Linked DNA regions of Homo sapiens: all the other regions are linked to region 1. The links are chromatin loops, found by intact Hi-C in ENCODE. Cell type or tissue: PC-3. All regions are shown on one strand. Region 1 has its middle 20 kb from the start of PPP1R21. Region 2 overlaps STON1-GTF2A1L (STON1-GTF2A1L readthrough). Region 3 has its middle 92 kb from the start of FOXN2. Region 4 overlaps FOXN2 (forkhead box N2).

Evidence for each region. Peaks named below come from ENCODE experiments on the same cell type or tissue, not always from the same donor. Only the 100,000 strongest peaks of a DNase experiment are listed, where the experiment ranks them.
Region 2: a loop joins it to region 1, with 6 times the contacts of the local background. A loop is called at or near these places in 7 of 110 quality-filtered maps.
Region 3: a loop joins it to region 1, with 8 times the contacts of the local background. A loop is called at or near these places in 8 of 110 quality-filtered maps.
Region 4: it touches region 1 in a loop (4-fold over the local background); 13 of 110 quality-filtered maps call a loop at or near these places.

Annotation. Positions count from the first base shown.
Region 1 is chr2:48,416,990-48,424,989 of GRCh38, reverse strand. No RefSeq gene overlaps it. Among named protein-coding and RNA genes, the nearest start is that of PPP1R21, 20 kb to the left of the region's middle. In PC-3, a CTCF peak has its summit at 4,053 (motif pointing right); DNase peaks (open chromatin) are centred at 1,409 and 4,169; H3K4me3 peaks cover 368 bases; H3K27ac peaks cover 1,529 bases.
Region 2 is chr2:48,584,467-48,592,466 of GRCh38, reverse strand. It overlaps STON1-GTF2A1L (STON1-GTF2A1L readthrough), which reads right to left. Exons shown (of 11, transcript NM_001198593.2): 3 at 612-814. STON1 (stonin 1) reads right to left here. Exons shown (of 4, transcript NM_006873.4): 3 at 612-814. Among named protein-coding and RNA genes, the nearest start is that of GTF2A1L, 29 kb to the left of the region's middle. RefSeq lists an enhancer at 6,300-6,934. In PC-3, a CTCF peak has its summit at 3,092 (motif pointing right); DNase peaks (open chromatin) are centred at 3,116 and 4,776.
Region 3 is chr2:48,219,022-48,227,021 of GRCh38, reverse strand. No RefSeq gene overlaps it. Among named protein-coding and RNA genes, the nearest start is that of FOXN2, 92 kb to the left of the region's middle. In PC-3, no CTCF peak of the experiment used is centred here; a DNase peak (open chromatin) is centred at 4,961; H3K27ac peaks cover 409 bases.
Region 4 is chr2:48,341,095-48,349,094 of GRCh38, reverse strand. It overlaps FOXN2 (forkhead box N2), which reads right to left. Exons shown (of 7, transcript NM_002158.4): 3 at 2,344-2,894. The coding sequence starts at 2,880. Among named protein-coding and RNA genes, the nearest start is that of FOXN2, 30 kb to the right of the region's middle. RefSeq lists a silencer at 4,749-4,808. In PC-3, no CTCF peak of the experiment used is centred here; a DNase peak (open chromatin) is centred at 4,744; H3K4me3 peaks cover 1,381 bases; H3K27ac peaks cover 3,037 bases.

The sequences.
Region 1 (8,000 bases):
CTGGAGCAGGCTCATACATACTGGCTCTCTAGAGCTGTTAAATTTTCAGAAATTGTGCAAGCCACTTGTTAAACATAGTCATCATTAAAAATTAAATTATATAAACTTACAATTAAGTTATATTACAAAGATAATAAATACTCAAAGCTCATCCCTTCCTTATTTTACTCTATTTAATCATTATCTATGCTTGTGACGTTATTTACCTCTATTGTATCTGTATAGTGGAAATACTATATAATGGTGTGCTATGCATATCTTTGCAACTCGGCATTCAGTGACATTATTTTGGCAGGTTGAAACAGGCCATGGTGGTTGTATTTGCACCACGGAAATAGGCAAATGTTACCAATCAAACCTTCTCCCTTCCCCCATCCCAGAGCCGGTTATTTGTCACCTGCCTATAGGGCAGGTGATATCTGACCTCAGGGTGTTGCCAAGCGCTTCAGGGTGTTCTTTGTACATACCACAACAGAGACCATAAATATCTGACCAAAGCAAGTCCCAGGAACCAGTGAGACAAAATTCATCTATTAGGCCCCTTGAGGCCTCATAGTGTCTGGGTCTAATTCATCTTTGTTTTACCAGTGAAGTGAATGCTCAGTAAATGTCTACTCAATAAAACGAATCCATGATTTCCTCAAGGGGAAAAGTTAAATCTAACTTGATTAAAGCCCTCTAGACTGCACAATGACTAGTACTTTTATCTTCTCAATAACTTATCACAAACATTAATTCAATTTAATTATTAATTTAAATCGATAAGAAATGTTCCCTAAATGTTAGTAGTTATTATCATTACAATTATAACTGTTTAGCCCAGAGTGGATCCAAGTCCATTGATATGTCAATGTTTTTCTATATTATGTATCTTTTTCTTAAAGCAAGATGAGGGAGCTCTCATACTTACATTTTGAATAATACTTCATTATGAGAGCTTTTCTTGTCTTAGCTTTTAGAAAGTTTCTAACAATCAGCCAGATTAAAACTTTTCACTAGCAACTAAAATTGCTAGTGAATTAAAACTGCTAGTGACACATGCAATTACAGACAAATAGTTACACATTTTCCCGCCTTTGCCAAATGACAATGACGGAAAGTTGATAAAGGAAGCTTCTTTACAGAAGAATTCCAGATAATAAATGTAGAGAGATGACAGAATTTCAAAAGCCACTATTTTGTAATCCTTAACAAAGGAATTTATTCAAGGTAAAGATCATCTGAAGCCAAAAGATGAGAGGTTGATGGAGGATACAGTGAGGAATCAGGCCTCCACTCCTTAGATCTACTGATCAGTCTTATTGTCTTAACTGCAAGTGGGGCAAGCATGCCACTTACGTGCTTTCTAATGAGATGCAGGATAAACAATATAGCATCACTTCTGAGTCATTCTTGCCATAGTGACTAACGTGTGTCTTCTCCAGGTTTTATTTTTTTATTTTGAGACAGCGTCTGACTCCATCACCCAGGCTAGAATGCAGTGATGTGATCTCAGCTGGCTGCAACCTCTGCCTCCCTCCTCCAGGTTTTAGATCCAACTTTCAGTTTATAAAAACTCCAGCATTTTCCTTCAGAATTTTGACTAGGCTCAGTGGCTCATGCCTGTAATCCAGCACTTTGGAAGGCTGAGGCAGGAGAATCGCTTGAAGCCAGGAGTTCAAGGCCAATCTGGACAACATAGGGAGACCCCATCTCTACAAAAGATAACCTTTTTCTAATGCTTAGCTGGGCATGGTGGCATACACCTGTAGTTCTAGCTACTTGGGAGGCTAAGGTAGGAGGTTGGCTTGAGCTGAGGAGTTTAAACCTGCCAGTAAGCTGTGATTGTACCACTGCATTCCAGCCTGGGTGACGGAGTGAGATCATGTCTCCAAAAAAAAAAAAAAAAACAACAACAAACAAAATCTAGAAATCAGAGCAGGGACCAGGTAAGTGATACCACAAGGAAGCTGACGGGTATGTGCAGAATATTGAACTATTGGACAACTGAACAAAAAGGGAGACCAAGAAGTGCTTTAGATGAGACAAGTTTTTCCTCATAAAGCTAAACATAAGTGTACACTCTGAAAACATATGTCCATAAAAAGATTTATGCAAAAATATTTATAGCAGCTTTATTCATAATAGCCTAAATTGGAAACAATCTAGATGCTCAGTAAGAGGAGAGTGCATAAACAAATTGTAGTAAATGCGAGCAATGGAATGCAACTCAGTAAAGACACAGATGAACCTCAAGAATATCATGCTGAGCACAAACAGCCATACTCAAAAAGACTACACACTGCAAGCGTGCATTTTATATAAAATTCTAGAACAGGCAAAACTTATCCATGGTGAAAGAAATCAGATAAGCGGTTTGGGGGTGAGGACACAGTTCGCTGCCAAAGCACAGGTGGTAACTTTCTGAGGTGATGGGAATGTTCACTATCTTGATGAGGGTGTGGGTTACCAGGTGTGAGCATTTGTCAACACTCATTAAATTGTATGCTTAATACCTGTGCGTTTCACTATATGTAAGGATAAGTCAGTTAGGGAGGAAGGGGAGGACAAGGAATGGGAGGTGGAGAGAGAGAGAAGGGGAGGGAGGGAGAGAGAGGAGAAAGAGAGAGATAGAGAGACCTAACAACCAGACAACTGCAATAAGTTTTCAAGAAAGCCTAAATGTAGACTGTTTGTATGGTCATTTAGATCAGGGGTGTCCAATCTTTTGGCTTCCCTGGGCCACAGTGGAAGAAGAATTCTTTTACTACACATAAAATACACTAATACTAACGATAGCTGATGAGCTGATAAAGGAAAAATCACACCAAAAAATCTCATGATGTTTTAAGAAAGCTTACGAATTTGCGTTGTGCTGCATTCAAAGCCGTCCTGGGCTGCATGTGGCTCGCAGGCCACGGGTTGAACGAGCTTGATTTAGATGACTCCAAGGAATTATAAAATGTTCTTTTTTTTTTTTTTTTTTGAGACGGAGTCTTGCACTTTCGCCCAGGCTGGAGTGCAGTGGCCGGTCTCAGCTCACTGCAAGCTCCGCCTCCTTGGTCCTCGCCATTCTGCCTCAGCCTCCCAAGTAACTGGGACTACAGGCGCCCGCCACCACGCCCGGCTAATTTTTTGTATTTTTAGTAGAGGCGGGGTTTCACCGTGTTAGCCAGGATGGTCTCGATCTCTTGACCTCGTGATCCACCCCCGTCGGGCTCCCGAAGTGCTGGGATTACAGGCGTGAGCCACGGCGCCCAGCCTACATAATGTTTTTGATGAAATAAGGGCGTGTGGCTATGTAAGAACATGCCAGCCGGGTGCGGTGGTTCACGCCTGTAATCCCAGCGCTTTGGGAGGCCGAGGTGAGCAGATCACTTGAGGTCAGGAGCTCAAGACCAGCCTGGCCAACATGGAGAAATTCTGTCTCTACTAAAAATACAAAAATTAGCCGGGCATGCACCTGTAGTCCCAGCTACTTAGAAGACTGAGGCGGGAGAATCGCTTGAACCTGGGAGGCGGAGGTTGCAGTGAGTCGAAATCGCGCCACTGCACTGCAGCCTGGGGGACAAGAGTGAAACTCCATCTCAAAATAAAATAAAATAAAATAAAATCGGATACATAAAGCAAGAGTGACAAAAACTTGATATTCCAGAACTTGGGTGGTAGGTATGTGGGGATTTATAGTTCTTTTCACTGTTTTGTGTATATTTGAAAAATTTCAAAATAAAAAGAGAGGCTGCCTTAGGTAAACAAAGACAGTATATAATACCCACAGTGTCAAAGCAGAAAGTATATGGACGCTCTCAAAAGTTATTTCTCTTATCAGACCAACTCTCCCTGCTTTCTTCCTGCCTTGGCTGATGATTTACCTTTTATTAAAATTCTCACATTCCAATACCTTGATTACTAATGGTTATATTAATCACTTTTATTTCATATTTCAATCAACAGATCAACATTTATTATTAGCCATGAATATGTGCCGCTGAGAACGTCCGGAAACCTCCTCCTCCTCCCGTTCTCCGTTCCACCCAGAGGAGTCGCTCCCCAGAACGGTCCTTTCTGCCTGGTAGAACCTCGTATCACCACCAGGGGGCGTGCCATCACTGAATTTGCTCCGCGGCTGCTTCAGGAAAGATAAAATCAGCCCCGCAGTCTGAGTAACTGGTTACCAGGGTTTCGGCGCACCCAGGACCGGTGTTTGTCATTGTTTAGGCACGTCTCTGGTGACTTCATTCCACTATACCCAAGTCTTTTTGGGGAAACAATTACCCTATTTGAACAGAACAAGTAAGGCAAATTGGTAACTGGAAGATGACTAGGTGCTTCTACAGGATGTGTTGGGACATCCTGTCTTCCCCTGGGGCTTAGCTTTGGGTGTGGACCCTTCCTTCTCACTTGATGGTTGGGAAAGGATACCCCCCTCTCTGCAGGGGCACAGCCCCTTCTTTGTCCTGGATAGGCCTGGCTAGCAGAGCAGGAGTGAGCTGGCCCGTGTGGACAGGGGCGTCACTGGGGACAGACGAGGGGCCTCGACCTTCAGAAGCCTCTGTGGCAGGGAAGACCCCGAAGATGGCGGGACCGCTCTAAACTGCCAGGCGCTCTGCAGGCTCGGGCGCCCATTCTCTTGCACACCCCTGGGCCTCCCGTTCCCTCTGGCCATGCACTGAGTGCCTGCTGGGCTCCAGGCCACCTTCCTGCTCCGTGAGCCAGGGCTTTAGAGGACACAGGGCTTGAGCGGGAGGATGAGAGAGGGAGGGCTTCTCTCAATCGCAGATCTGATCCTGCCACTTCCCGCTCAAGAAAATCCTTTAGAGGGGGCAGCTTCGGATGGCTCCCTGTGGCCTCCAGTAAAAAGCAGAAGCCCTGTCATGGCCTAGGGGCCTGCACAATCAGCCCCTCCCTCCTCGGTGCCACTCTGCGCTGCCCGTGTTCACTGCCCTCCAGCCCGGGCGGCCTCTCGGTCCCCACTGCCCTGTGCTCACCGAGATGCTGTTGGCTCTGCCTGAAGAGTTCCTCTCCTGGACCCCTCCGTGCTCCCAGCCAAAGGCCTCCCCTCAGGCATTCTTCCTGCATCCTGAGCTTTTCCTTGGAAGCTTCTGCCACAACCATAACCCCATGCTTCCGACTCCCCCACTAGACTCTGAGCAACACAGAAACAACAGCATTTCCATAAAACCTTTTGAAAAACTGAAAATACTCTACGCATCCATCACGACCTCAAGCAGTGAACCAGGTAGCTGAGGCTTTGCTTTCCAAGAAGACTCCAAGGAAAGTGGCACAAAGAGAAAGAAAGTATTTGGGAATGAGAACCCTTCCTGAAGCCTTGGCATCACACCACGGTCAGCAGTCTTCTTTCCCTGTGTGTAAAGCTGACCCTAGCCAGGGATCAAGGGAGATCAGAGCTTATGAAAGGCAGGAGTAACGGCTGAGCAGAGAAGTGGCAGGAGCATGATAGTCATAACCAGACTGCTCAGAGCATAGAGTCCAGAAGCACCCCTTTTGCCTCCCTCTATGATATCTCCCAGTCCCTCCCTGCTCTAGGCCTTCCTAGCAGAGCTATCACCAAAGGGGGCCTCTGGAGGAGAAAAGGAATCAATGTGAAAAATTAAATTCTGGCTACTGTTCCTCTATACATTCATATGTTCATTTAATAGACCAATGGGGTGGTGCATGTGCCAGGCACTGGGATAGGTGCTGGAGATGGCTTTGAAGAGCTCAGACATAGCCAGCTGATGGGGGAGGCCATTAGTAAGAAAATCATTATGGTGCAACAGAAGCACTTTAGCAGCTTCATGTACAAAGAGGACTCCACTAACATAGAGGGACAAAAGCCTGGACCTTCTGGGGATGGAGAGGAGGAAGGCAGGAAGGTGCTAAGTTTAGGGAAGATATACAGAGCAGGTGGGCATTTGAAGATCAGGTTAGCCGGTCAGCCAATAAATGCTTACTGAGTGCCTTCTGGGTGCCAGGCACCCTTATAGGTGCTGGAATGCATCAGGGAAGAAAACAGGCCCTGCCCTCATGGAGGTGGTATTCTAGTGGGGTGGCGGGGAGGGATGCCGCGCATAAATATGAATAAAAAATAGAATAAGTAAGTGCATTCTATAGCGGGTTAGAATGCTGTGGGGAAAATAGAACAGTGTAAGGAGGTCAGGAGAGTTGGAGAGGGGTTTAGCATTTTTGGGGAGGTGGTCAGGTAAGCCTCAAGGAGAAGGTGACATTTGAGCAAGAACTTACCATAAGAGAAGGAATAAGCAGAGCCCAGGTATGGTTACCTGGGGGAAGTGATCCAGACATGGGGAGCAGCCAGGGCAAAAATCCCTGACGCTACAATGTGCTGGCATGTTTGAAGAGCAGCAAGGTCAGTGTGACTGGAGCAGAGGGCAAGGAAGGAGGAGAGAAGGTCAGATTGCAGAGGGCCTTGTGGGGAGTTTTAAAGACCTGGACTTTGACTCTGAGAGAAATGTACCATCATAGGAGCAGCGGTATGCTGGCCAACTAGGTCTCAGAAAAATAAAAATAAAAAGCCCTGGTTTGTAGCATTTGCCAATTTCTGTGGTAAATCTCCCACCTTGGCCTATTTCAAGCCATGAGTGTGGCATTCCTGACCACAGATAGGGGAGAGATGTGCAGGATTGGCCCTCACTAACTAATGCTTGCCATTCCAGCCCACCTCTGCTTTGGAGAATTCTGAGCAGAGATATGACATGATCTGACTGTGTTGCAAGGAGGTCACTCTGGCTGCTGTGTTGAGAGCATACAGGGGGCCAGGGAAGCAAGGGCAGAAGCAGGGAACATTTAGGAAGCTCTTGCAGTGATTCAGGTAAGAGAGGACATGTTCAGAGATTAGGTATTCACTACCAATATGGTGACTCAAAGGCAGATTCTAGGTGTTTTCTGAAGGCAGCATATAGAAGCCCACCTGGATGTCTTGGCAGACAGGATGTGGGTTATGAGAGGAGAGCAATTCAGGGTGGCTCTAAGCTTTGATAGAAGTTTTAGGGGGAATGGGAGGAAAGGCATTCTAGGCATAGGGTACAGCATGTGAAAAGCCACACACATAAGCATACATTCTATTTGGGGACAGAAATGAGGAGTGTGGCTGTTGAACCAGTTATGTGAGCAGAGGGAGCAGATAGGGCTGGTAAAGAGGGTCCTGTTCAGGTGTACCCCAGACAGGAGCCAGAACTTCCAGGCAGTTTTGAAGATATTCCTCCTCCAGGACCGGGAGGAAAATTCTTTTTTTTCTTTTTTTGAGATAGGGTCTTACTTTGCTGCCCAGACTGGAATGCAATGGCATGATCATGGCTCACTGCAGCCTCCACATCCTGGGCTCAAGTGATCCTCTTACCTCAGCCTTCTGAGTAGGTGGGATGACAGGCATGCACCACCATGTCTGGCTACTTTTTAATTTTTTTGTGGAGATGGGGTTTCGCCATATTTCCCAGGCTGGTCTTGAACTCCTGAGCTCAAGTGATCCACCTGCCTCGGCCTCCCAAAGTGCTGGGATTACAGGCATGAGCCACCGCACCTGGCCCCACAGAGTCTTTCTGCACAGCACTTGCAATTGTATTCCAGGTGGATCTTGAACTTCAAACCCCATCTATGCCACAGAATAGTTATTACTTACTCAGATGCAGTCTTGGGATGTTTTTCCTACTTAGATGTTTTGTTTTCCCAGTTAGCCTGGTAGTGTGTGTTCAGGGGCTGACCTAGCCAGGGCTGAACTCACAGAGGCTCTCAGGGATATTTATTGTATTCAGATGACCCAGGCTCCAAAAAAGCAAAGAATAGATATTCAATGTTCACGCTCAGGGTCTGAAGGGGGTATCCATCTGTCTCCACCAAAGATGGAATTCCTTTAAAAGGACCATAAGTGTGTGTGTGTGTGTGTGTGTGTGTGTGTGTGTGTGTGTGTGTCTTTGTAGGTATGTCTGTTTTTGAGGATTAAACATATTAATAACAACTCTCATTTATTAGATGCCTACTGGGCACCAAGAACTTGATATTCTTAT
Region 2 (8,000 bases), 170 kb before region 1:
GAGTGAGATGCCGTCTTAAAAAAAAAAAAACTGAAAACTACCATAATAGAGTAACTCAGCATTTCCTAAAGCATGCTCCACAGAACACTATTCCACAAGATAGGGATAAGTGTTTTACATACACATACCCACAAAGACAAGACACAATAGCCAATGAGTTGGGAAAAACTGGGTTAACTAAGTTTAACAAGTTTCCTTATTGCAGGACTTCTTGGGAGCCTTTATTTAACATTAATTTAGTATACGGCATTCCCCAACTTATTCTTTTGTTGGATAATTATATGGGACACATGTTCTGCAGCACATATTTTGAGAAATGGTGTCCTAACATCATAATTTTTATTATAAATATGCTTCTAAAATGTAGATTCATTTTTAATGTCCTGTTTTTCATTGAGAGCTAAATTATTAAGTGTTCCCAACATTCTCCAGAATGGATAGGAAGAACTAAGCTCAATGGTGGCCATCAAGTTTCCATAGCTGAGATCCTCTCTAGGGCAAATCTCACCACACATATACACACACACACAACACATACACGATCACAAAAGACAGCAAAACAAATATTTAAAGCCAAATCAGGTCACAGTTCTAGAAGTTTTGGGATGTACCTGGATGTTGTAGCAAGCTCGCTGCTGAACATGTTTCTGTGGCTGGACATCACTCTCCACTCCCAGAGACCTGACCTCTGTCCTTGAGGCACAGGTGTCAGGCACGGAAAACTGAACAGTAGCAAATGGATACCAATCAGAGGGAATTTCTTGGTCTGATCCAAGCTCTAATTTGTATGACAGACAATGGGGATGATCTAGACCTCGAGGGAAAAAAAATCAAATAGTCAAAGTATTTTAATGGCCATTGAACATTTCTCTTGAACATAAAAGGCACTCATCTCTCTCCTTAATAAGGAATTTCATTAGCACTGCAGCAGTGCAAATTCCATTTAAACAACATACCATGAAAATCTACAATTTTGCACCAACTAGGGGGAAAGCTGTCTGCCATTTTTAAGTACTAGCTTTAAAAACAAGTACAACTTCATTACTATTTTGAATAAGAATGGCAAAAATATAAAAATAAAAAATATATTACTATATGCAGGCACAGATGAACTCCTAAAAATGTTTTCAATTAGAAATATTACTAATATTAATTAGAAATATTACTATATTTAGCAAATTATATTAGTATATAACAATATAATTACTATATTATACTAATATAATTTGCTAAATATTTATTTTAAGCAATATTTTTAATATTAATGTTTAATTTATATTAAACAATATAGTAATATGCTTAAACTTAATTGTTTTCCTTAATTAAAAGATATGAGTAATATTTATATTAAACATAATTATTTGGCTACAATGTGCTCAAGACCTGTACAAGCCTCTTTCTCTTAGACTGAGTAACATCTTATAATTATTAATTTATTCATTTCCTTACCATCTATTTACAGATAACTCAAAAATAAACTTCAGCCCAAATTAAGTCGCATTATTTTAAAATTCTGATTTTTAAAAGTTAAACTTAACTTTCAGAAAATGTTCCAGGCCAAGAATTCTTTTTTCAGTGGAACAAATTATTTTTCCCTACTGTAATTCTCACTCATCCTTCCAAAATACTTTGACTGGAACAGCTATACAGAGTAGAAATGGGCATATTGGCCTTTAATATTTTAATCTAATATTGGTTTTCACTCAATTTGTCACTTATTGAGCATCTGTGCTATGCCAGGCCAGGTTCAGTGCCAGACCCAGAGATACTGGATATATTTCAAAGATTTTAGATGGGGGTCATATAGTGTGTGTGTGTGTGTGTGTGTGTTATAAGGAAATGATCAATATTTTCATTGTAATCACTGCAGCAGCTTTACAAACATTCCATGATTCTGTTGCATTGTTCATAGCATCTCCATATCTAATGTGGCTATCTTTACTTAAATAAATGTATGAGATAAAGAGTAATTTCAAGAACCAGATTAAATTACTGTACCACTGACATAGCTAGAGAAAGAGCATTTCCATCAGAATATAGCTTTAGGCACAAAAACAAGAGTTTAAAGGATTTCACTTAATTCTTAAAAGATAAATTACCTTTCGTTCCATACAACCTGTTTCTTGTAGAGTGACTAATAGAATTCTAAGGCTGTAAAAAGCCTTGAGAAATCATCAATCAGTTAACCAACAGATGCTCATTAGCCATCTCTACCACTTACAGGAAGGGTAGGACAACAGTGGCCTCTGAGGTGCTCTTAACAACCTGATCACTGGAGGCAAGTGATAACTTCATTCTCATACACACACACCCAGAAAGATTGCAAACCCCATTACTCTTTTTAGTCCTCTGTCTGCAGTGAGGATACAGTAAGTTCATTTACACTTACTGCAGGCATTCTTCTGTCTTGTTATGGCAAAGTGGTTAAGGCTAGGGTTACAAATTGCTTATCTCTCTGAGCCTCAGTTTCTTCATCTAAAAATGTGGATAATGAGGATAACCTGAACCTTATAAGGGCTGTTGTGAGGATTAACCAGTTCATATGCATACAGCACTGGGGCAGTAGTATTCTATAGCAATATAGATGAGCCAGACATATTATTTTGCAAAGTGCTATTCAATTATAAAGCCAGTATTATTTAATTACTATAATTTTGCTAATAAAGGGACTGTGAATGTTACACATTCGGAGTTAAAAATTATACTACACATGATCTGATTTGATACTCACACTTTATAAGAAAAAATTATTTGGGGAAATTTTACGATGAAAATTGAAGAACTAAACCCAAATTGAAGACTTAGTGGTACAAAAAATGTCAGAAACAAAACCTTTCTACCTGCTTTTCTTTAAAAATGGTAAAAGCCTTTTTCCTTTCAAGTTTTCTGGCTTATTTTTTAAGGCTTTTGAAAATGCTAAATGCTCTACAATGTTTAGTAACACACTCCCTCTTCAGACTTTCTGCCCCACAGGGACAGGTGTCATGTCTGTCCTTAGCACAATGTCTGTCATGTTTGGGGCTTAACAGATTATTTTCAAATTCACCAATTAATGAATAAAAGATAGAGGAAAATCGTGTTGTCGCAGTGCTGACCACCAGGGGGAACTGTCCAGCTTTGGTCATTGTTCACTCAACATAATTCCTTTTCTTAGGACGGGGAATGTAAATCACAAAATCTTAGGTCTAGTTGATATCCAGTCCCTCCTGAACCAAAATATTTTACACCTGAAACTGAACTGTTAGAGGGCCGAAGGGAAAGAATAGCAAGAGGATGACAGAGTGGAGGAGGAGAGAGCAACCAACGTGCTGATGACAGGGCAGAAGAAAAAAAGAGAAAAGTCGAAAAATTGGGAAGTTAGAGGTAGATATATTTAATTGCTCCTCCACCACTCTCATTCCCCTTAATAATTCTGTGCCACCATATACACCTCCTCTGGCTAACCAGCATCCTCATTTGTCTTCAGCTGTCTTTCTCTTTCTTCCTTTCTCTTTCTCTCTCTATCACCCCAACAAAGCCTAAGCTCCTCTGCTGTCATTCACACCTTAGTATGAATGAAGTCTGTGAGCTAGTGCCTCAGGCAAACCTTTGTTGCAAAATGAAAGACCTGCCCACTGTCAAAGGAATACTAAGCATTGACAAGCTGGTTAGAAGGGACATTAAGGGACCAGCAGCCCTCCCCACCTTTCCAGAAATCACAGGTGATTTCCCCAGTAAAAAAGGTCAATCCTGATCCCTCAAATTCCCAGGAAGGAAAAAAAATTTAAAAAAAAGTTTTATAATTAGAACATAGTAGACTAGTTTATATGTTCTTGCCAGGTGCGGTAGGTAGCTTATACCTATAATCCCAGCACTCGGAAGGCCAAGGCGGGTGGGTTGCCTGAGCTGAGAAGTTCGAGACCAGCCTGAGCAACACGGCAAAACCTCATCTCTACCAAAAATACAAAAAATTAACCAGGTGTGATGGCACGTGCTGTGGTCCCAGCTACTTGGGAGGCTGAGGTGGGAGGATGGCTTGAGCCTGGGAGGTAGAGGTTGCAGTGAGCTGAGACCTCGCCACTGCACTCCAGTGCTATTCATTCAGTTTCCATTTTCGAAGTATCTTTTCAAATAATGCAAAGTTTTCCGAGACAATCTTGAAAAGGATAAAATTTTAAAGAGCTTTTTAAAAACTTTATGTTCTCTAAATACACAACTGATCTAAAAGTCATATAGAAAAATAGAGATGCATTCTGGGATCCTGCTATTCTAAGCGTATTCCTTGGGCCAGATGCATTGGCGTCACATCAGCACTTGTTAGAAACACAGTATTCCAGATCCCACTTGCTCAGTCAAAATCCACATTTTAACAAGGTGATTCCTGGGCCCACAAAAGTTTGAGAAGCACTGCCTTAGGACAAAGATTTCCTCTCTGCTCCAACCTTATTATTACCCTACTTCTCAAGAGGCAAATTAGCTTATAGCCTGCCCTGGCACCCTCTCACTCTCTGCATTGCCCTCCCTACCCCCTCAACGGAGAAGCTTGGGGCAGGGCCCTGTAATCCCAGAAATGTCCTGCCCCAAGCCAGGCCCACAGCTGCACCATGCCCTCTGGACGCCACCTGACACAGCCCCACTGTGTTTTCCCTGGGCCTCCTCTTTGTGCACAGACCTGATCTCAATAAAGCAGCTGTGATCCCAAAGGATTTGTTCAGTGAATTATCACTGTGTAATTGACTGAAATGCCTGTAAAATGTTGTCCTCTGTGGGCCTGGTGATATGACGGTTTTACAAAAGAATTCCTGAAGGCCAAGATCAGGTCCAGCCAGTTTCCCTGGAAATGTCCATTCTTGTCATTGTTCTTGGTGAGCTCCACTGCTAATAAATACTCATGGGAGGCCGGACGCAGTGGCTCATGCCTATAATCCCAGCACTTTGGGAGGCCAAACTGGGCAGGTCACGAGGTCAGGAGTTTGAGACCAGCCTGGCCAATATGGCGAAACCCCATCTCTACTAAAAACACGAAAATTAGCCAGGCGTGGTGGTGCGCACCTGTAGTCCCAGCTACTTGGGAGGCTGAGGCAGAAAAATCTCTTGAACACAGGAGGTGGAGGTTGCAGTGAGCCAAGATGGTGCCATTGCACTCCAGCCTGGGTGGCAGAGCGAGACTCCGTCTCATAAATAAATAAATAAATAAATAAATACTCATGGGAGAGCAATAACAGAGGTCTGGAAGACAAAGGCATATGCAGAGCAGGGAGGAATGATCTCTGCCTAGGGGATCACGTCAGTAGTTCTCAACCCCGGCTGCATGAGCCTTTATAAACATCAACACCTGAGCCTCATCTTCATAGAGCCCGATTAGTAGGGGATGGGGCCCAAATATGGGTATGTGTTTGAAGCTTTAATGATGCTAACATGTGGCCAGGACTGGGAAACAGACTTTAAAAGGATGAGTGATGAGAAGATCCCAGGCTATCTCGGCTAATGGCACCATTGCCCACCTATCCACCACAGCCAGAGCACCTGACCTTGTCCCATTCCCTCCCTTTCCCTCATGCCCATAGAGAATCTGTCATCACTTAGGGGCACCTCCCCTGAATTCGCTCACCCATCTCTTGCCTCTCTCTCTCTGCCACTGCCTTTGCTCAGCAACCCTTACCTCCTCCCAACTTCCCTGTGTCTATAATCTACTCCTAAATCTTTCCTCTGCACTGCATGCCAGCCTTTCTGAAACAAGATATGATTCTGTAGCAGTCATGCCGAAAACAACCCCGAGGCCCTGTTGACAGATAAACTTCACACCCCACAGCATGGCCCACAAGGTCTTAATACACTGGTCTCTTCCCCGACCACTCCCTCAGCCCCAAAACTTAGGTAAGATCCCCCACCCACACACCTGTGGTTCTGCTGTTTCTTTCTTTGATGGAAACTCTATTGACTCTCCCAGCCATCAGCTCTTCAGCGAAGCCCTCCCTAGTCCCCAGGCAGTTTATTACCCTTTCCTCTGGGATCCCTAAGTGCATATGTTTGTCCAAGCCTGGAACTATGCACTTTTCCACAGTGCATTTGGGTAGCTGCTTCAGAGTCTGTCTCACCTTCTAGACTGTTAAGTTTCTGGTAGAGTAGGAATCATGTTTGTGTCTGTATCTCTTAAACACTCAGCACAGAACCTATACCTAGAAGAACTTTAGTAGATGTTTGTGGAGTAAATGAGTGAGACTCCTTCTCAATAAATTCTTGTTGATTGAATCAGTTAACTACACCAATGACTCTGAAAAAAATGCAGTATTATAAACAGGATCATTTTCACAAAAAGCTTCATACGTGTCTGCACTCCCAAAATTAGAAAAGATGATTGGTATGGGTTCTCAGTTTGAAAAATAAGTGTGGTTACCCTGGCCAGGCTTTAGCCAAGTGCTTATTTCCTTCAGGGCCTCCCGGAGCACCTGCTCTAAGTAGAGCAATAGGAATGGACTACAAAGGGAGCCTGTGCTCTTGTCCCTCTCACACCACGTGGGCAAGCCCACAGCCTGAGCCTATTGTGCTTCTCTCTCAAAAGCATAATTACCACTTCAAGTCTATGCAAAAACTGCTTTGGACCTTTTGTTCTAGTCCTCGAGACCATCTCTAGGATCAACGGAAAACAACAGGAGTTAGTTTATCACCCAGATTTCAGGGGAAACCTGCAGATCCAGGAGTTTCCAATAGGCATTCCAGCCTGCCTGACTTTCTGCCTGCCTCTCTTTCCCTTTTTGTTGAGCAAAACAAAAGCTAATACTCTGATTTTGTTTAAACCCTCTAACCTAAAACTAGCACAAGTAACTTTTAGAATAGACCATTTGGAACCTTGTATGAAGACCTTAAAACTGGTTTCTCTGGCATGATGATGCAAATGGTTCAATTTGCCTCTCTAGCCAAGTTATAAAAGAAAGCAGGGGCCAGGCACGGTGGCTCAAACCTCTAATCCCAGCACTTTGGGAGGCCGAGGCGGGTGGATCACCTGAGGTTGGGAGTTCGAGACCAGCCTGGCCAACATGGTGAAACCCCATCTCTACACAAAATATAAGAAGTTAGCCGGGTGTGGTGGTGCGGGCCTGTAATCCTAGCTACTTGGGAGGTTGAGCCACTAGAATTGCTTGAACCCAGGAGGCAGCGGTTGCAGTGAGCCAAGATTGCACCACTGCACTCCAGCCTGGGTGACAGAGCAACACTCCATCCCAAAAAAAGAAAAAAAAAGAAAGCAGGAAACATCATCTCAGTGGATTATATCATAGAAGATACTGACCTTCCCTCCCATCACAGCAGAGTTGATCAGAATGTGCTGTTTGAGACCATTTACTGTGACCAGGCTGCACCATCACCACCTCACTCTGCCCTAAGCCTGAGCTATCCTTGCTAGTATGGGGGAACTGAACATAATTAATCTGAGTCTTGAGAACGCTGTGGGGTGAAATTTGGCATTAATGAAGAAGGGTATGGGGTGTCAGGAAGAAAGACAATGTAGGAACTTCCCTTCTGCACAGGGTCCTGGAGCTCCTCAGCTCACTAGGCCTGTGTCTCTCACCTGAAGGATCCTGCCCATAGCTCAAGCTCTCATCAGTCAACAGGTGTTAAACCAACAAACAGAGAGTCATGGACAAGGTGGTCCCATGGCCTCCAGGGTACGGGCAGTGCTGCCCCTCAAGTCAATTGTAGTCTGGGGCTTGTTCTTCTGGTTCTACAACTTTACAACACCTGGAGAGCAGTGTTCTTCCCTCTGGCTACACCTTGTATCTGGAGAGATCTTAAAATACTTGGAATCTGGCTCCCTCCCCACCGCCCACCCCCGCCAGAGATTCCGATTTAATTAGCATGAAGTGAAACCTAAACATTGAGATGATTTAAAAGCTTTCAAGTTATTCTAATATAGTCAGGTTTGGCCAGGCATGGTGGCTCACACCTGTAATCCCAACACTTTGGGAGGCCAAGGCGGGTGGATCACTTGAGGTCAGGAGTTCAAGACCAGTCTGGCCAACATG
Region 3 (8,000 bases), 200 kb after region 1:
TGCAGTTACTACCTCTGTTCATGATTATAGCAAAATCAAAATCTTGGGACATAATTTCTGTTAGTGCCTGGTTATGGAAGCAGGTATTCATTTTCATTTGTGCATAGTTATAAAACTTTTCCAGAAGAAAGTGGGAGAATTCCTTTGTTTAAAAAAAATTGGCTTTACAGAGTTGATCTATTTTATCAAAATAGTACATGATCCTTATTAAAACATGCAAACAAAAATAAATTCCACCATTCAGACTCACACAAAATGATGTTTGTTGAAGATCTGTCAAAACCTTCTACGTGCTTCTAAGATATAGACAGAAAGATGAGGAGGTAAGTAGGTAAATATAGGTAGAATGATAGATTGGCAGACAAAAATGAGAATCTTACTCTATATGCTATTTCAAAATAAGGTATAATAACTTTAGTTATACTTGCATTTAAGAAAGTCAAAGAAAATTGAAGTGAAACTGTAAGAATTACTGAACTTTAGAAAAATGCTTCTTCAGTATGGAAGTTCCAAGATATTTTTCAAAAAAATTATTTAAAAAACTAGGAATCATTTAAAAAAACTTTTAAAATTCAATTTTTAACTGTATTTATTGACCCAATGTGATGCAAGATGAAAAAATCAGCATATTCACCATTGTACCATACTCTCAATTTTATCACCTTTCGTCTGTAATCATAATTCTCATTTAATCTTAGTTTTATATTTAAGTAAATTAAATTTTCTTTATTAATACTTCCCTAATGGCTTCTATAGTCCCTATTTCTATATTATTTTGATTTGACTTTTTTTGGCTGAGTTTCATCATTTAATTTTCCTCCCAAATTTGAGAAGGCCTGTCCCTTAAATATATATATATATATATATTATATATATATATATATTTAGATGATATATATATATGATCTAAATGGCAGCCACTGTCATAATTATTGTATTTAATTTGGCTGATTATAAGGAGGCTTCCAACACTTACATACAGAGTTTAACAAGTTGGAAGTTTATTTACTCCTCACATAGAAGAAGTCCAGAACTGGCCTGATGCTTCCATGAATTCATCACAGACCTACAGCCCTTTCAGTTCACCGCTCCACCATTTCTTACAGAATGGTCCTTGTCCTTGTAGTCCAGAAGGCTGCTTGAGTACCAGCCGTCAGGCAGCAGGATAAAGGAAAAATAAATGGGCCTACCCCTTTATTAAGGAAACATCTCTGAAGTGACACACAAGATTTCTGCTTGTATGTTATTGGTTAAAAATTACATGGTTATGGAATATGTGATCTTTTTGCTGATGGCAATTTTCTAGTTAAAATCTTGGTTCTTTTTTAAGGAGTTTTTTTTTAAGGAGTTGAAGCTCCTTTGTATACTTTCTCTATCATTTATATATATTTTTTGTTTCATTCTGTCTGTCTAGCCTTTCCCTCATGTCTTAACCTGCTTTCTATCATACTTTCCTATTTTTGGTTGTTGCTAATGTAGCATTCATTTATAAGATGTTTTCATTTTTTCTTTAATTTATTCCTGTACCAATTTGCTTTATCTTCTTATGTTGTATTTTTAAAATCCCTGTAATATTCTTTAGGATCCATTTTTAGAGCAATGATTTATATCTAATACATTTTATTCCCCTGATCATTTATGTGTTTGTTTATTTGGTCAGTTACTTTTAAATAATGTAATAAACACTTGAAAATCCAAGATGAAAACTAGGTCCTTGTATCTTGTATACGGTAATCTGTATCTAATGGCACAGCTCCCTCATTGCATCCCAGTGTCTCTCCACATTAAAAAAAAAAAAGCATTATCTTAACTCCTGTGTTCATCATTCCTTTGTTTCTTAAATATTATGATATTATATCAACACATATTCCTTAAAATTATATATGTACACACACATATATATATCTTCTTAATGTTGGCTATTTCTAACTTTATAAAAAGGATACCATTCTGTATGTAAGAAACTTTTTAATTTCTGTTATATTGCAGATATCCATATTGCTGTATGGTAGTTCACCTGTTTTGGCTGCTGTATACTATTTTATAGCATGATTATACCATAGTTTATTATCTACTTTCCTGTTCATGGGCAGTGTGAATTATTTCCCATTATTGGTTATTGCTATTGTTTTTGTTTGTTTGTTTTTTGAGACAGCCTTGCTCTGTTGCCCAGGCTGGAGGGCAGTGGTGCAATCTCAGCTCACTGCAACCTCCACCTGCTAGGTTCAAGCGATTCTCCTGCCTCAGCCTCCTTAGTAGTTTGGATTACAGGTGCACACCATGATGCCCAGCTAACTTTTGTAATTTTGGTAGAGACAGGTTTTCACTATGTTGACCAGGCTGGTCTTGAACTCCTGGGCTCAAGCGATCCTCCTGCCTCAGCCTCCCAAAGTGCTGGGATTACAGGCATGAGCCACCATGCCTGGCCTGTTATTGCTATTGTGAATAATGTTACAATAAACCTTCTTCCATACATATCTTGTTGTACGGGTCCGAGAATTTCCTTGGGGTTTATGCCTTGGAGTGGAATCGTTGAAGTATAGAATATGTCCAAAACAGAACTTATTGTGTTACCCTCAAAACATGACTTCTTTCTACTTCTCTGTTTCTGTAACACCCCAATCACCAATCCTTTGACTCCCAGCCTCCCTTGTTGCCTATATCCAATTGATTGCTGAGCCTGAGAAGCTTTTGCTTTCCCATTATATCACCCATCTCTCCTGTTCAAGCTTCATTAATTCTCTCCCCTGTGCTTCCTATTCTTTCTAAATATCGTCGTTAATAATTTCAATCACATGCTTTTCTTGTTCAACTTCTTTCTGTGGCTGCCTATTGACTATGAGTTTAAGTAAACTCCATAATCCAACATTCAAAGCTCTCAACAGAGAAGGTGAGAGTTGGAAGGGACCTTAGAGATCATCTTGTCAGATACACTTACCTACAAATGAGGAAACTGAGGCGCAGATAGGGAAAAGGATTTTATCAAAGTCACAAGGTGATCTGTTTGAACAATTTTATGAGTTCTGCAAGCATTCCAGGAAGAAAGCGAAGAGATGCTTGTGATATTCCGTCTTGAATTAAGGACAGAGGAGTGGAACAGTTGTAGTTGGGACAATTAGCATGATTATATCACAGTGAGAAAAAATATTGAGACTATTGGACTGGTAGAAATGAACCATTAGAAAAATGGACTCTTTTGTTACTATGTTGAGTGTAACAATTGTTGCACTACATTAGGATGTAAGTGTTGTTTGGGACTGAAAGAGTAGAGCTGTGCTCTTTAGTCATTGTGCATGAGAGTCATGTTTTTAAAAGAAGAAACTAGAAAGAGGTGGTGGAGGTGCCCTAGATGAGTGGTATGGGTAGTAGGGTTAAAATTGAAATGTCTCTCTGTCTCTCTCTCCCTGTCCCTAACCCATTTTTTTTTTTTTTTGAGATGGAGTCTCACTGTGTCGCAAGGCTAGAGTGCAGTGGCGTGATCACTGCAACCTCCACCTCCCAGGTTCAAGCGATTCTCCTGCCTCAGCCTCCCGAGTAGCTGGGACTACAGGCATGCACCAGCATGCCCAGCTAATTTTTGTATTTTTGGTAGAGATTGGGTTTCACCACATTGGCCAGAATGGTCTTGATCTCTTGACCTTGTGATCCACCCGCCTCGGCCTCCCAAAGTGCTGGGATTACAGGCGTGAGCCACCACAGCTGGCCAAACCCACTCTTTTCTCAACCACAGGTCAGTTTTGTCAGTCTTGCTTGTGAAATAGTAATGAATAGTATTTACTGAATGCTTTCTGAATGCTAACTGCTATACCTGGATTACCTCATTCAATCCTCACATCAGCTTTATAACTATCCTCGTTTTATAGATGTGCCACATTGGGCAAATAGAGAGTGTAGGACATATGGCCAAAAAGGGAATAGTGGGTCATAAAATGTCACACTTCAGCCTGACACAATTTGGAGAATAGGAAACAAGACCCTGAGTATGCCTAAAATTTTTGCTGTCATTATTTGAGGATAGACTATAGACACTGTAGATGCCTTGTAAAATAGGACAAGTCCTGAGAACCTTGGGATTGAGTTCATGTTAGAAGGACTCAAAATTTATATTAGAGGAGTCTGTCTTTATTTTGTTTTTCTTTGCATTTGTTTCTCTTTTGGCCTCCCTTAGTGTCCAATAAAGCCTGTCTGTTTTGTGGGAAGGTGGTCCAAGGGAAGGCCTTTTGTGTTTGTTTACCTTGAGCCAGAGTGTTTAAGAGGCACCAGCATGCTCATGGAGGGAGAGGACATCTACAGATGAAAGGTGGAAGTCATGGAGATAGCCATCCTAGTACTACAAGAGCTTCCTTCTCTCTCTCTCCTGGAGTGTTCCCTTTCTGTGCAAAAACCTGGAATTCCACACAAGTTCCAACCAGAAAGAACAATGTTGGCTCTTCCAACTGGAATGGTTCATGATACAAAGCAAGTAGGGAAGGTTGTAAGAAAAGATGAAAGCAAAAAATTTTCCCCTTTAATTAAAAAAAAAAAAAATTTTGAGAGAGGATCTAGCATTGTTGCCCAGGTTGGAGTGCCCTGGGGTAATCTCGGCTCACTACAACCTCGACCTCCCAGGCTCAAGCAGTCCTCCTACCTCAGCCTCCAGAGTAGCTGGGACTATAGGCATGTGCCACTATGACCAGCTAATTTTTATATTTTTTTAGAGATGGGGTTTTGCTATGTTGTCCAGGCTGGTCTCGAACTCCTGGGCTCAAGCAATCCACCTGCCTCTGCCTCCCCAGGTTTTAGGATTACAGGCATGAGTCACTGAACTCTGCCTCCTCTTTAAACTGTCAATTAGTTGAAATTAGTAAGTATTGTGAGTCATGATGTGCTAATACAATGGTAGATATGATCCTTGACCTTAAAGTTAAACATCAAAGTTGAAAAGGTAAATATGTACATGAGCAGAATAGAAAACAAGTTAAAAATACATACAAAGCCTGTCATAAGACAACACGCCAAATGATGGGAGCAGATAGCAAATAGGTGATGCAAATATAGCAGGGAGGAAGAGCTCCCTGGCTCTGTAATCTTCCATTATGAGGGAGGAAGGACTTGAGCTAGGTGTTTAAAGAATTGTAACTGTTGGGTAAGTGGAAAGGAAGGAAAAATGACAGAAGCAGAGATGAGGATCAGGAAACATATAAGATATTTTGTAAAAGCAGTGATCGGATCTCTCTGGCTTGAACTATGAGTTCCTTTAGGAGACTAGTAGGCAATAAGACCTAACGGTGAAGGGCTTTGAATGCTAGGGTAAGGAATCTGACTTTACCCTGAAGACATGAGCACTCTTAAAGATTTTTTTTTTTTTAAATAGCAATGAGGTTTAATTTATTTTTATTTTCTTAGAGACAGAATGTCACTAAGTTGTCCAGGCTGGAGTGCAGTGGCTATTAACAGGCATGATCATTGCACACTACAGCCTCGAACTCCTGGGCTCAAGTGATTTTTCCTGCCTCAGCCTCCCAAGTAGCTGGGACTACCAGCATGTGCTACCACACCTGACATGTAAAGACGTCTGAGGCAGGAAGTTAAATAATGAAAGTTACTTTTATCTATTCTTTTCTTTTTTTTCTTTTTGAGATGGAGTCTCTCTTTGTCGCCCAGGCTGGAGTGCAGTGGAGCAATCTTGGCTACTGCAACCTCCGCCTCCCAGGTTCCAGCGATTCTCCCGACTCAACCTCCCAAGTAGCTGGGATTACAGGCACCTGCCACCATTCCCAGTTAATTTTTTTTGTATGTTTTCAGTAGAGACGGGGTTTCACCATGTTGGTCAGGGTGGTCTCAAACTTCTGACCTCAGGCGATCCACCTGCCTCGGCCTCCCAAAGTGCTGGGATTACAGGCATGTGCCACTGCGCCTAGCTGAAAGTTACTTTTTAAGATGACTGGTCAGGAGGGAGGTGTGTTAAGGAATTGTGGTAGAAAAACCTCAACATTTCAACAGCAAATGAGTTTTGAGACTTTTAATGTGTCAAATGTTTAGAAAATTCTGGATTCTTTTTTCTTATGCTAACTGCTGACTTGTGTTAGGGAGAAAGGAGAAAAAAGATCAGGTAGAATTTTATCTAAAGCAGAAGACAGCTACTTTGCTAGCATTTACCCACATTGCTGACATTTTGGGGACAACCAGGGCAGGGGCCACTTCCCCAGGAAAAGTAAAACACAGTTTTCAATACACAGATTGAATACAGGACCTTCAGAATTGGGGAAAAGTAAAGTCCTCAAAAGCCAGAGTGCTGTTCGTTCCTCTTTTAAAATAAATTTCTGTTTCTTTTTTAAAAAGAGAAACTGGTTTAAAATGTCTCATTGTAGTTATATGACCAGGACATTTCATATATAGAGAACTGGTTCTCTTTTCTTAGCTAGAAGTTTCTATAGGCCCAACATGCACCAAGATTCCCTTTGGAAATTAAACACCTCAGATGGGGGCCTCAGCTGCTAAGGACACATGCTATTTGCTCTCAGGAATGGAAGTGTTGCCAAGATCACTAATGGTGATTGCTTGTCAATAATCCCGGGAATGCTCCCTTACCAAGCAGATCTAAAGGGGCCAAATACCTACTCTAGGCCATCAAAGTCAGGTGGAGGACTGATGTAGAACAAACTTCTGCTTGCTAAATTGAAAGCAAGAAGACCCCACTGGGCAAGGTTTGGGATCAGGGTGGAGGTTTCTGGAATAAGGGACATAGAGAGGAGTTCAGGACCATACTCAGGTCTACATACCTAGTCAAGTGCTTTCTTCACTACACCAAGCTGCATATGTACCTACTATTAGGTTTAGAACCTTCTGCCACTCCCTTGCTCCCTCTTTAGCCACCTATAATTGTTTAGTTGAGTGAGAAGTTTTGAGCATAGTTCAATTCGGATCACATGCTGCCTTGGCAATGTGTGATCTGGGGCAGACTTTGCCTCAGAATCAGATTTATATATCACAGGACTCTGATTGCTTAACCTGACATATCCTTGATCTGTCCTAACCTCTGACAGTTGTTATCCATTAACCTACCTGCCCTCTTTTTCTGACATCTGATAACAGGGCCTGTACTTGTATTGGCCTGATACTGTCCAAATATTTGTACCATTGGTGTTCATTGCTCTGAATTAAATTTGCAACAATATGGTGATCCACTTTTTATGTGGTTTCAGGTTAGCTGTTTTCACAGACAAGTCACTCTAGGCAGAAACTGCTATCTAACTTGACATATGAATTTCATATAGCAACCAGCTTATGAGGCCCCATAGGGTGTGGTTCCCTTTGGTTAACAGTATTGACCTGGGAAGCTGGGATCTAGAGGCCAGAACAAATCAATGGGGGGAAGACTCACTGGAGAGCTGATAAAGTTGCAGCTGCTAGCAGTGAATCCAGTCCTGCAAAGGCATCCCAAAAATATGGCCACACAATGCTGGTTGTTGGAGGTACATGCATGTACTTCATGATTGGTGGGAATCGGAGGCCTTCAGAAATTTAGGCAGGGTGGTAGGCAGCTCAGGGAAGTCTGAGACTGGGTAGCAGGGGCCCAGCCACGTGATTCAGTTCAGGGCTGGGTATTGGTGATGGCAATCATGCTTGGAAAGCGAAGGAAGAACCAGGGATCTGGAATTTCCCCAACCAGTGGCTTGCTTACTGACTCTCCTTTAAAACATTCTTCAATTCTTTTGCCTCTGGGGACATCACTAGTTTACCTCCTCCAAACCTGCTCCTCTATCATCTCTGTACTTTGCTATCAACACAAACCTTAGGGCTCTGGTTTTACATTTAGCTCACCCCTTGGAACTGACCATTGAATTATTTTTCCTTCCCAGGATGTCCAGCTCAAAGGTAAGGAAGGAGCTGTTGGCCAGCTTTGTGCATGCTTAGGGCCATCCTGCTTCCAGATACCTTGACCTGGGACCCCTATATACCTGGAAGAAGAGATTGGATGTGATGGAACTAAGTAGTTTACTGAGACAAAAATGAGGTAA
Region 4 (8,000 bases), 76 kb after region 1:
GCTACTGAAAAATGCAGCTCTAGACTCTATATTGAGTAGATGGAGAGACTGTCTGCTCCTGGGGGAGGCACAGAAAGACTCACACCTGAAGCACAGGCATGCAGAACCTGTTTAAGACTAATGCTGGAGAAGAATCAAGGATCCTACTCTGCCCCATCCAAAAGCCTTGCTCCAAGTAACAAGCAATAGCAATCTAGTGCTGTAGGAAGGGCAACAGAGAGAGCTATCTTACCTCTCTCCCAACCTCAAATGTGGCACAAGCTAGAAGATGAAGTTGTAGCAGTAATGCTGAGACAAAAAAGTCATCTATTGCTCCAGGCCTCACTTTAAACACAAAGTATTGGCAGTCCATCTCTGTAGGAGTCTGAAGAGTGTGGTGTACTGATGGTAATTACTGCAACCACAAACACTCAAAACTCTTCTCAATTACTAACTAGACTGACCAATACCTGTTCACACTAACAGCCTAACAGAGTAGAGGCATGCCTATTTCTGGGTAGAAATATTACATACTTCCGTCCCTGCCATTCTTTTGCAATGTCTGATATTCAATCCAAAATTATAAAATACATACAAAAACAAGAGATTAAAACAGTCAGCAAAACCAGATCCAGAGATGGACCAGATATTGAAACTGACAGACATTATATAATAACTATAATTAATATGTTTATGGATCTAGTGGGGAATTTTAGCAGAGACAGAAACTTTTTTAAAAGGAAAATGAAAACATTAGAAATTAAAAACATGAAGAAGTCCTTCATTGGGGCTTATCAGCAGAATGAACACAACAAAGAAAAACGGTGAACCTATAGAAAAATCAATAAAAATTATCCAAACTAAGAGAGAAAGAGTGGAGGAAAGGCAAAGCAATCAAGAGGTAAGACAAATAGCAAATGGTCTAATATATTTTTACTTGGAGTCCTAAAAGTAGGAGTGAGGCAGAAGAAATATTTGAAGAGATAATGAGCAAAAATTTCCTAAATTTAATGAAAGGCAATAAACCATATATTTAAGAACCACTGAGAACCCAAAGCAAGATAAAAATAAAGAATAACACATCTAGGCCCTCTATAGTCAAACTGCTGAAAAACAGTGATAAAGAGAGAAAGAAAAAATACTGAAGACAGCAATTAAAAAAAGAGACATTACATAAAGAGGAATAATGACAGCAGACTTCTCACCAGAAACTATGGGAGCCAGAAGACAATAAATCATCTTTAAAATACATAGAAGAAAAAAATGTCAACCTAGAATTCTAAACCTGCACCCCACAAAAAAGTTTAAAATAACCATTGCCAGCAAAACTGAATAATGAGAAATTTTAAATAAACTTCTCCAGGCAAAAGGAATTAATCCAATAGGGCATCAGGTGCCAAGCAACTTTTTCTGTAAAGAGCCAGTTACGTGAAATGGTATAATATTATTTGAAGGTGGACCAATGATAAATTAAAGATGTATACTGAAAACCATATAGCAACCACTAAAATACATAAATAATCAGGCAATAGTAGAGATAAAATTGAAGCATAAAACACACACACACACACACACACACACAACACCTCGGCTGGGCACAGTGGCTCACACTTGTAATCCCAACACTTTGGGAGGTCAAGGTGGGTGGTACTTGAGGTCAGGAGTTCCAAGACCAGTCTGGACAACATGGCAAAACCCCATCTCTATTAAAAATACGAAAATTAGCAGGGCGTGGTGGCACACACCTGTAGTCCCAGCTATTCTGGATGCTGAGGCATTAAGAATCGCTGGAACCCAGGAGACGGAGGTTGCAGTGAGCAGAGATCGCGCCACTGTACTCCAGGCTGGGTGACAGATCGAGACTGTCTCACAAAAAAAAAAAAAAAAAAAAAAAAGCACCAAAACACCAAAACCAAAAGTGAAGAACACCTCATCCCACAAAAGGCAGGAAAAGTGGAAAAGAAAATCAAATAAATAGCAAGGTGATAGATTTAAACCCAACCATATCAATTTCATTAATTTAAATGGTCTATACTTTGATTATAAGGCAGAGATTATCATATTGAATAAAGAATCAAATGCTGATAGTTATAGGAACACTACAGAAACTAGAAACAAAGAACTAAAATAATAAAAAGACTAATCTAGGTACCTATAGTGGACAAAACATAATTCTGCTAAATTTATATCAATATTTAAGAAATTTTAAAACATCTCAAGTGAAAACAAATGAATATAATTCAGTTCAGCTGAAGTAATTTGACTTGACTACTTATTGTCTCCCCGATTTCCAGATATTTTAAGGGCTCCATGTTAATTAGTCCCCCCACCTCACCAAATATAGCAATGTTCATAAACACTGACCTTGCCATGGCTTCTTTCCACTTTCTGAAAACATTTATTCAGGGACAGATTATGTCGAACAGAATTCTTCCAGCCTGTTGGTGCAGTAGCAAAATATGGAAAATGGTCCAGAATCCAGCTATAAATTTCTTTGACAGGCAAACATTTATTTGGAGAGTGCTCAATGGCCATATAAATGAGAAGACTAAAGGAGTATGGGGGCTTTGAAGTCGCTGATTTTTTTTCTGGGTTCTGGTAGCAAGCTGGTCCAAAGGATGGCACATCATCTCCCTCTATGTCATACAATGGACTAACAATTGGAAGACCCTCACTTCCGAGGCTGAAGTTTGTTAGAAGATTAGTGCTTTCATGAAGCCAGTTCAAGTTTGTGAGTTCATCATCTGCTGACTCACTGTCCACTAGAGTGGCCTTCGGCCTGGCAGCATCAACAGCTTCAGGCAAGCTTCCCATTTTGTAAATCTGGCTTAATCCTGCAATCTTTTCAGCTCCTGGGGTTTCAGCTCTCTTATCTGGAGTCATTCCAATTACTGGACCCATTTACTCTTACAGTTCTGCAACAAAGGAAACAATTATCAATGTAATACTTTAGATTCTTAAACTCTGGGAAAAAGAAAATACATATGTAAATATCCCCAAATCAGAGAAATTTTGCAATCAATTGTCCCACATAATATTTAAGCACAACATTTGTATAATGAAGATACTAATGGTTATAATACAAGGAAAATAACTTATATTAGTTGAAATGGCTGTAAATAAAGTGCAGCTTTATAGGACCAGGTGTATGGGTGATATTAACACAATTAAATAGTGTATTTTAAATACTTAGTAAAGTACCTAGCCCACACTAATCACCTAATAGGAAGTGGCTATTATTACTTAAAGTGGACAGGCTATTTCTTTGAACTATAAGACTTTATACGTATCTTAAGAATCTATGATTTTACTATATACAAATAGTTGAATCTTGAAAATAATAAATTTGAAATATTTAAGCAATATTTTAAAATAAACCCTTTCCTCAAATCTCAAATATTTACTATAAAAAGAAACTATGTATACTATTTTTACAGCACGTCATACTAAAAAGAGATAACATTTTTATTTCATTATTTATTTTGAATCGACAAATAATGATTATATATATTTATGGGGTACAATGTGATATTATGATACATGTATATATTGTGAAATGATTAGATCAGGCTAATTAATATATCCATCACCTCATATACCTATCTCTCTTTGTGGTGAGAACATTTTAAATGGTCTTTTAGGAATTTTGAAATATACATTATTATTAACTACAGTCATCATGCTATGCAATAGGTCACTAGAACTTACTCCTCTTGTGTAACCAGAACTTTGTACTCTTTGACTAACATCTCCCCCTTCCCTACACCCTCCTCCTACCCCCACCACCCATATCTGGTTACCAACCATTCTACTCTATACTTCCGTAAGTCTAACAAGATAACACTTCTTATTCACTAAATTTATCATTAGCTAAATTAAATTCACTATAAGTTATCATTTCTTTTTAAAATCCCAGTACTTTTAAACTCTGCATTCTATATCATCTCAAGTACTGACATTTCAAGGCTGGCATTCTCTTAGTAAGGTATGAACTGTCCCTGTACTTTCAAGGAGAGCGAAAAATAGCTGTTACTATTCTTTTTTCATTTCTATTTTCTCAAATTATTTTTGTTTTGCACTTTAAACACCCTTCTATTCAAAAACTTTATCATGAGACAATAACAGACCAGAGAAGAAAGCAACAGGCTAATGTGCTATTTAATTAATTTTCAATGGCTCATAAAGATAACTCATTTCTAAATTCAGTGAAAAACCGACTATTATCCTATTCAACCCACTTATGCTTGTGTAACTGAAATAATTGGGGGGGGGGGGTACCTCCAGAGTTTGTTTTGCTTAAGACATAGATGGCAGGTTACTTCAAGAATTCTGAAAACCGGCTAATTTTATTTCTACTTTTTATGTCAGTTATGTAAAAGAGAAAACTAGTTAATTTTAGATGTAGAACAGTTTATCTGGATTCTGGGAGCTACCACCAGAAGTAGTTAGCCTCAGAGCACTCCATTAGCAACAGCCTTAGATAATACTTTAGTGCCCAGGCATTGTGCTAAACAATTTACATATGATATCTCAATTAACTGTCAATTAAACCCTATAAGGTAGGCACTATTATTAATTCAACTTTATTGATGAGGAAAATTAATCAGAGAGGTTAAGCGTAAGTGGAACTGTCAGAATTTAAATCCAGGCAGACTGACTCCAGAAACAAAACTCTAACCACAATATGTGCTGGCAACAGTATGTACACAACACCCATGAGCACCAATGACTCAAATCCTATTCATTTTAAATCTTAACAGCATTCTTTCCATATCCAGTTCTTATCTCTCTCCTGTGCACCCATAACTTGAAACATCACAACACTGTAAAAAGGAAAAGATCAAACGATAACGGATTTGGTTTCTGTTTCAATCTCTTATGAAAACCACACATAAATAAACATTCACATATATGAGCACACAATGTATTTCAGAACTGATATCCTGTACTATGTAAGTGACCAAATTATTCATTTTATCAAAGTCTCTCTATTCATAGAGACTTAAAAACATGACGAATGAGAATTGAATAATGTCTTGCTTCCTTAAAAAACAAACAAAAAACCACTCTTTAGTGTACCCAGTGTTCAGTTAAAGAAGGGAGTGATTAATTTCTAATGTCTCACTTTTGCCTTGTCACTTAAATCTCCATCTATCTTCCATTACATCTAGAAATTAGAAAGTACCAAACAGCAGTGGCTAACATTTGCTGAGATTTTACTACATTACAGATTCTATGTCATAGGCTTTAAAATGCATCATCTCTACTTACTCTGAACTACTCCTTAGTTCAATAAATGCCCTTCCTTTCCAACTGTGAATTCCATGAGGAGGCAAGAGTCTTTTTTTTTTTTTAAAGAGACAGGGTCTCACTCCGTCACCCAGGCTGTAGTACAGTGGCGATATCATGGTTCACTGTAACCTCCACCTCCTGGGTTCAAGCGATCCTCCTGCCCCAGCCTCCCAAGTAGCTGGGACTACAGGCACACACCATGCCCAGCTAATTTTTAAATTTTTTTTATAGAAACAGAGTCTTGCTATGGTTGCCCAGGCTGGTCTCAAACAATTGGCCTCAAGCAATCCTCCTGCCTCAGCTTCCCAAAGTGTTGGGATTACAGGCATGAGCCACCATGCCTAGCTGGGATAAGAGTTTTTTACTTTTGCATTCCTAATGAATCTTTTCAAAATGTTGAGTATGAGTAGACACTCAAATCATAATTATTTCAGATGGAAATGAACTCATAATACAAATTATTTGTCTATTCTGCAAAAAGGTGCACTAACTGCCTTGAAGAGTTAATTTATTTTGGAAATGAATCCTTAATGGTAGGAAACATCCTAAATGGTAACAATAAAAAAAACTGAAATTCATTGTTAATAAGGAAATGGAAATGAAGTAAGCCATTTCCCTAAGGTTCTAAAGCTAATAAAAAGTGGAGCCAAAATTATAAACGAGGCTAAGTTCAATATTCAAATTTCTGGCCATTAGAGTCACTCTCAATCGCTCAAGAAACTTGAATTTTTATCAATACTACTTAAAACAGAAATAGTGAGTTTTATTAACGTAACATACTCAAAAATCAGTCTCCTGATAACTATTGACTAAATTTTCTCATAAGTAATTTAAATGGTTGCAAGTATGTTATTCCTCTGAATTACAAGTTTACAAAAAAATTTCATTAAGATGTAAAGAAATAGTATGGCAGCAAAATATGCCAAAGAGTTACAGAGTGTTAATCCAAGCAAAGTTTAAAAACCAAGTATTGACATTATTAAAAACCAAGTGCTGACATTATCTTAGTAAGGTTTGAACTGTCATTGTGTTTTCAAGAAGGAAAAAAAGCCGTTTATAAACTATCCTTATAGAACACTTTAGAGCACTATCCACTTAGATGAGATCAGGCATGTTCAGGGTGCTATGACCGTAGACAGAGCACTATCCATTTGGAACACCAAGTCCACCACAATGGATAAACAGGCAAATGATCTTTTCTCACATATTAAATACAAATAGCAAACAAATACATAAATTAAAAAATTATATAAAAAACTTATTTTAAAAAATATAAAATAAACAATTTTGGGCAAGGACCTAGGGCCATTTCGGAAAGCTAAATGGAAATGTGTATCACGAATTATTAAAAATTTCATTCTTTGACCCAACAATTCCAAATGTGTCACTTTTGTGAAATAATCTTATGTAGGGAAAAAGATATTCCCTTCCCAACCCACGATGTGTGGAGGGACACACAGATATTCATCCAAGAATTATTAAAGATAATGGAAAACTATAAACAACTTACATTTTCTATAACAGAGAAATGGTAAACTAAAGCCCAACTATTCAATCTAATATTTAGTAGCCATTAAAAATTACTGACTTGAAGAATGTGAATAAATTAAAAAGCTTATAAAAACCAGTGAAAAAGTAAAAAATACATACAAAAAAGAAAACGGTGATTTATATTACTAATTTTTGTCTTTGTTGTTCTATTTCCCAATTTTTCTTTAATGTGCTTATTATTTTTATAGTTTAAAATTAAAACAATAAGCTCAAGGGAGAAAAGGCTGTACTACATTATTTTTAGATGTAGTATTTCCATTTCACACACAAAAATCAAATCTTAAAAAGGTCATGGACTTATCAGAGAGCTCAAGTCAAAAACAGAAGCCACCTCTTATATTCTTAGTACAGCTTGTTCTGTTACAAACCTTTTCCATAACACGAATTAGCCCATTGGTAAATAAGGGAATGATTTTAGTATAATGTAAGTCATATTGGTTTGTACATGATTCTTCTCAGCCTATGTTTTTGTACTACCAAACAACAACAGCTGAACCCGAAATAGGCTAACACAGTGGAAAGCAGCAAGCTGCTGAAAAGACAGTACGGTACACAATTCTCATTCAACCCATGTTCTTCCTCTTGGCACAGCTTGGCCACATGCTCTTTCTTGGAAGTGTTTAATGAGCTCTTCTTTCCAAATCTTTATGCATTTTACCCTGGCATCCATCATCCTGTAGCTTCAACCCTTCCTTGCACAGTGTTCATGTTCTTTTTAAAATCCTAAACTGACCATATTACTTGTTTGTGACAAATTTCATATATGTTTTAATATATTCTAGTATTCTCATTAAGATTTATTTTTGTTAGCATTCTGGTTACAAAGCTGCATATTTTTCACTTTTGAGTGAGTTGGCCCATCAGCTGTGCACAATTTTAGTGTGTTCAGGAATATATAAATATGCAATATTACTACAAAAAGATCTGTATATTTCACAATAAAATCAAGAAAACTTTCTATTTTATTTATTTTAAAAATTATAGTCTTATGAGAAACTACATCTTAAAATGAAATGAAAACATTCACTAGCACAGCATTAATAATATGCATGGTCAGTTTGCTTCATAAAGCCAAATGCATAAATAAAAGGAAACCTGGGCCTATGATGTAACATTTCTTTTTATTACTCCTTTAAGAACAGTATTTCAATGAACCACATAAAATTGTGATACATAAC